Linked DNA regions of Homo sapiens: region 2 is linked to region 1. A link is a loop called in an ENCODE intact Hi-C map of the cell type or tissue named here. Cell type or tissue: mammary epithelial cell. All regions are shown on one strand. Links, peaks and the distances in the headings refer to the core of each region. The heading gives the core; the rest is flanking DNA. Region 1 overlaps SLIT3 (slit guidance ligand 3). Region 2 overlaps SLIT3 (slit guidance ligand 3).

Region 1 (2,917 bases), core at 163-2,662:
GTTCCTAAGTGACAATATGGATCATAAGCCACCTACCACCACCCAGACCAGCTCTACTGGACTGGGTGGGTGGGAGGAAGAGGAAGAAATACAGCTTTATATTGTTTTGTTACTGATATATCTGGGCTTATTTGTTGCTGCAGCTTAGCCTTGTCTATGCTAACTGATACACCTAGCAATACGGCATAGTAGGAAAGAATGGCCCAAGTTAAGCATCCATGATCTTCATCCATGATAATCCAGAGCATGACTTTGTAAAATTTTCCTTCCTCATCTTTAAAAGGAGGAAAATAAACTGATCCCCTAGGGTCACAATAATTCTCACTGGCTTTGGATCCTAACACATATTACCTTAAGCAATGTTTTTAAGAAGGCCACTTAACTCCGGTCAATAGAGGTACAAATGCTGCACCCAACCAACATTAAGGTCCAAATAACTTTCTGCTATTTACTATGCAGGAGCCAATCTACAATGAGTGTTTACCATGTGCCAAGGACTATGCTAAACACTTCACATTTGGGGCCTTTTTTAATCCTCACAACCAGCCTATGAGGTTGATGCTACTTATTAGTCCCATTTTATGATTGAACAAATAGAGGCACAGGGAGATTAAGACACCTGTCTATGGTCACAAGCTGAGAAGTACCAAATGAACAAGGATTAGTGGCTGAAAATTTAGCAATCAACTTGCAGCAAGTAAATATAGAGTCCTAAAGGGTGAAAGAGAAATTGAAATGACCTGGTCAGAGAATTTTAGTAACATACTCAAAAAGTTTAGCTAAACTAATAAGCTCCAACTTACTGGGCTCCAGGGCCATATCTGATTTATGTTTGAATCCCTAAGGCTCAGCACAATACCTGGCACATGAAAGGCACAAATCAATATCTGTTGAATGACTGATGTTAACTTGAGCTCTTTATTGACAGTTTTAACTGAGTTACATTTGCCCTTAATTGACAATGGCTTGAGATCTAAAGTTGATGTACTTCACTTATACCAGTAAATCTGGGTATCAGTTAGAATTGGAATGACCATATGATTATCCAAACTTGAATACTTTTGTGAGTTAAAGGGGAAGTCATTAATAATTATACCACAGAAACAGGCAAAGATCAGATCAACACAAATGGTCATTCCCAGCTTGAGCCACAAAATATCGGCAACAGGAGTGGGTGACAATGGAAATACTCATATGGGGCCTGGTTGCCCACCATGTCTTTGTTCTTAAGGAGACCTTCTTCCTGTCCACTTGGGCTGAAGACCACTTCTAAGTCTATGGCTATTTGCAGGACACATCTTGGTTAAGTGTCATTTTCTGAATGGTGCCCACCTCCCAAGTCCAACCAGTCACAGAGCACATACACTATTAACTTTTAACATAGGTGCAGTAATCACTTTAAGAAAACGAAGGAACAGCCCAAGGAATGCAATGATTGCTGCAGGAATATAAACATGGACTGCATTGGAACAGGCTACATACTTTGTATAAACACTAATAAAGTGAGTTCAGGCTGAGCTGTGACTTTAAAGGAAATTCTTCCCCATAAACATGTCCTGCCATGCCCTAATAACTCTTTAATTTGATGCACATTTGGGAAGGATGATGCGAAGTAATCACAGAATAACGTTAAGGTCTGTTGCGAAGGAGGAGTGGCGGAGGGGGGAATGTGATGCAACTTGGTGCTAACACCATGCACCAGAGAGTTAGCTTCATTGCTCATTTCACACATGGAGGGAATTTGCCGAGTGACACGCAGGAAATCAGAGACAGGTCTCTGCAGGTTCGACCCAAGGAAATTCTGAATGTCATCTGATGGCACCACATAAGACTCCCAGTCATTTTCCTGCCTGTCTTTCCTTGCTGGAGACAGCAGAAGTGGCCCTCACTTGCAGGCGGAACTCTCCAATTTCCAGATCAAGGCTCTTCCAATTTGAATGAGATATAAACTCCTTGAAAGCAGAGAACCTTTCTTACACATCTGGGCATCACCCACAGAGCAGACACAGCCCCCATATCCATGAGAGAAGGCAACAGGGCACGGAGTTGAGGAACACTGGACAGCAGCTGTAGCATCAGGCCTCCAGTCCCAGTTTCATTACTACTCGTGTGTTTTGGGCAAACCACCCTTATCTGCAAAATGGGTTAGCAGCACTTGCAGAACCTCAGAGGGTTTTTGAGATGCTCAAGTGAGCCAATGCAAGACAAAGCATTTTATAAATTTTTTAAAAAGTTGTACTGCTGGAAAACTATAAAAATAACAATTAATAATGGTTTTCCCACGTATTGATTTATCATGTCATATCAGGCACTGTTCATCTCCCCTGAAATATTACAGGAATCCTATAAGGGGGACACTCTTATTATCACCATCATCGTATGTTATTATGAAAGCCAAAAATAGTATTTATGGGAAAGTGAGGTCCAGAGAGGTTAAATAACTTGCCCCAATTCACACATCTTCAAAGTATTATCCACGGAGTAATGATTCTGGAGGACAGGCCTGGATGGTCTGAGCTCCCTGCTCTTTGCTCTAAACTCTCAGGGACTTGAAGGTGCCCAGCTTGTCTCCTTTATTAGCCTGTAAGCAATAAGGGCAAGGGCTGTGGGGGTTCACCTTCATGTCTCCAGGACCCAGGGAAGAACTAGGGAGGTAAACCCTTTGGATCCAATGACTGCAGGTCCTCCCTCTCCTTAACCACTCTGACTTATATACCAACTCTTGTTGACTCCACGCAACCGGCCTTGGCCCAAGACACAGCTGATGCTGTCTTTGGCCAGGTGCTTAGCACTGGGCTCCTCCACTCTCTATGGTTCTCCACCTTTACTGACATGAGAGGCCTCAAACTAATGCCCCAGCTGCCTAGAAATGTGTCCCCAAACAGCCAGGCAGATCCTCTGCACTCACCAGGCTCAT
Region 2 (2,917 bases), core at 100-2,599, 100 kb before region 1:
AGGCTCTGTTTAATCAATGGGTGTTTGGAATGAGGGCTGTGGACATCATAGCGGCTCCCTTTTCCCTAGTGTCTCTCTAGAGGAACAACCAAAATGCAACTTATATGTGTGAAAAAAATGACTGAAAAATGTTTAATTTCTGATTCTCCCTGATTTCTCCTTGAGGCTGGCAACCTCACCAAAGCGATTAGACAGATAGCATGAGCTATCAGCCCAGATAAAATCTGGATATTTTATCATTGCAGAGAGCATATCGGGAAATACTAAGGAAGTTCAGGAACTATCTAGTGTCATTCTACTGGACAACGGAAGGAAGGGTGACGTGACCACTCCTGCGCTCTTCCAATCTTACCACTTTCAGGCTAGTTTTTCTATAAAACTCACCAAGGCAAATTCCTCAAACTTTTGCCCCATTCGTTCCTTTGGGCCTGGGCAGAGGTGATGCTTGCGGGCCCCCAGTGAGAATGTCCATGGGGCAGAGGGCAGAGTGCAAAGGGGAGACCATGAAAGACAGGCAGTGGGCCCATCTCCCAGTGAGCTATGACAGACTCCAACCCCACACTCACCCCAGTGATTTATGTTCTGGAAGGATGTTCGCAAATCAACATGTTTTGTCTGCTCCTTTTCAAAGTCAGGGGAAAGCAACCCAAGACATCTAAACATAACCACACATTCGAAAGTCTGGTCAATTGTTTTAGAATTTCCATTGCAGGGCCTCTAAGTACCATCCTCGGACTCCCCATCAAGACCAGTAAATACAAGCCAATGGGAGGGAAAATGGGATCTTAAATATTTCCGGCTAATTCAATTCCCTCGGAGAAAGCTTTCCTTCCCAAGGTCCCATTCTAGCACAACGGGTTGGGAGTCTCAGGACCGCAGCCCCTTTTCCTGAAGAAGCAGCAGAGTCTGTGGTTCCATTTTACTCAACTGTTTTAAGTAGAAATTATCCTTGAGGCTTCAGGGTGTGCTTCCACTCTGGGTGGGATGGTGAAGGGAGTGATTTGTCTACCACATTACTCAGCCCCAAAGTATATATGCACTGGGGTAAACTTGGCCTTCTACATTTTCCCATTCTCTCCGGGCTGTTCTGTCATCTCTATGAGTCAGCCTCATCCTGGGCCTTCCCCGCCAGACCCTCCAGGCCCTGGCAGTTGTTTGGTTTGGGGCAATGACAGTGCCCTTTCCTGCTGGTATGTGGAGCTATTGTTCTCTAGGTCCATGGCTGCTTTTATCTCCAGCATTCCTACAAGCAGGATTAACAGATCTGGGCCTGTCTCAATGGGCTGCTTTCCACTTCAATTAAACTGCAAGCCAACAACACGCCCTGTTCCCAGGCTTCCCAGGCAAGGCTGCCCTGCTGGGGTGGCATGCCAAGGTTTCGGGACAAAGATGGGGGCAGGCTCACTGCGTGAGCCACAGAAGATACCCTGCCGTTGGATGCCTGGGCTTCAGGCCCAGCAAGCAGCTTATTGCTGTGCCAATCTGGGGAGCCAGACCTAGATTTCCTCATCTTTCAAACAGTAATGATAATGCATGACCTCCCGGACTCTAGGGAGGGATAAGGGAGCCAACATATATAGGCAAAACAACTAGCAGAGTGCCTGGCACATAGTAGGTGCTCAGGAAATGCTAGATCCCTTGCCTTTGCTAGGGGAGGGGGTAACTAAAGGCACCTGCCTTGCTACCCAACAGGGATGTTGGAAGAAACAAGTGATGCAATTTACACAAAAGTATGAGAAACCTCAGAAGGGCTGCATGCATAAGAGAATTTTTATAATCCAGGTGTGTGTGATGAGTCTTAACTTGTGCCTAGGCCAACCTAAAAGAGAGATCCTATTGTATGCAGTCTGCTAATAGAATCAGAAGAGGCTTCTGTATCCTTCCTTTCTGCGTATCTTGAAAATGCTTTCAGAAAGCCAGAAGTAGGGGGAGTGACAGCAACAACTTCACTGCCTAATCTGCTAAATATGAAGATAGCTAATATTTATTGAGCACATACTATGCATCTTGCACTATTCTAAGTGCGTTACATTTATTGTGATCACATTTCATCCATACAACCCTATTTTTTCACGGATTCATTCATTTGACAAATTCGTTCATTCAATATTTCCCCAAATATGCATATGGCTCCTTCCCTCACCTTCTTCAAGTCTTCTTCAAGTCCTTACTCAAGTGTCACCTTCTTATTAAAGCCTTCCTTGGCTACCTTATCTAAAATTCACTCCACCCTTCCACCCCCAAAGACAATTGCTTTGTGTAATTTTTCTCCTTAGCATGTATCACTGTCCAACATACCAGTTGCTTTATGTGTTTACCTTGTCTATCAAGTGCACCCCCACTAGAATGGGAGTCCCATTAGAATATGAGCCCTCTAAGGAGAGGCATTTTGCTCTTTCATTCCCAGCTATGTCCCCAGCACCTAGAATGAAATAGTTTCTGAGTGCCTAGCTCTGAATGAGTGCTTAGCAGATATTTGTTGATGGGATGAAACCTAAGAGGTAGGCACTATTCATATCATCATGCCTATCTTACACATAAAGAAACAGAAACAGGGAGGTTAAATAACTTGCCCAAGGTCACACAGTAAAGATCAAAGCCAGGATTTGACTCCAGAAACCAAGCACTACATTCTTTCACCTTTCCATCTAAGACTAACGCTACTAATTTTTTTCTCCTCCTCCTCTTCTGGGGTCACTGCCTTTGTTTTTTAGCCGTCTTTGCCATGGAGACCAAAGACTCCCCCCAAAGTTCTTGTTCATGCTGGGCTAGAGAATCGTTTGCTGACACATGTTCTTAATGAGAAAAGGGCTGCCTGGTGAATTATTCTCTCAACGTGTTCATGCTCAGATGCTTCATTTAGCAGCGGGCACATCAAGGCCCATGAGAGCCATATTACAGTTCGCAGGGCAGTGGA

The links. Peaks named below come from ENCODE experiments on the same cell type or tissue, not always from the same donor. Only the 100,000 strongest peaks of a DNase experiment are listed, where the experiment ranks them.
Region 2: it touches region 1 in a loop (8-fold over the local background); 1 of 110 quality-filtered maps calls a loop at or near these places.

Annotation. Positions count from the first base shown.
Region 1 is chr5:169,266,566-169,269,482 of GRCh38, forward strand. All of the region lies in intron 1 of SLIT3 (slit guidance ligand 3), which reads right to left. Among named protein-coding and RNA genes, the nearest start is that of MIR585, 4.3 kb to the left of the region's middle. In mammary epithelial cell, for the core only: no CTCF peak of the experiment used is centred there; a DNase peak (open chromatin) is centred at 1,686.
Region 2 is chr5:169,163,484-169,166,400 of GRCh38, forward strand. All of the region lies in intron 4 of SLIT3 (slit guidance ligand 3), which reads right to left. Among named protein-coding and RNA genes, the nearest start is that of MIR585, 99 kb to the right of the region's middle. RefSeq lists enhancers at 329-1,195, 1,196-2,060. In mammary epithelial cell, for the core only: a CTCF peak has its summit at 1,208; DNase peaks (open chromatin) are centred at 1,178 and 1,768; H3K27ac peaks cover 2,500 bases.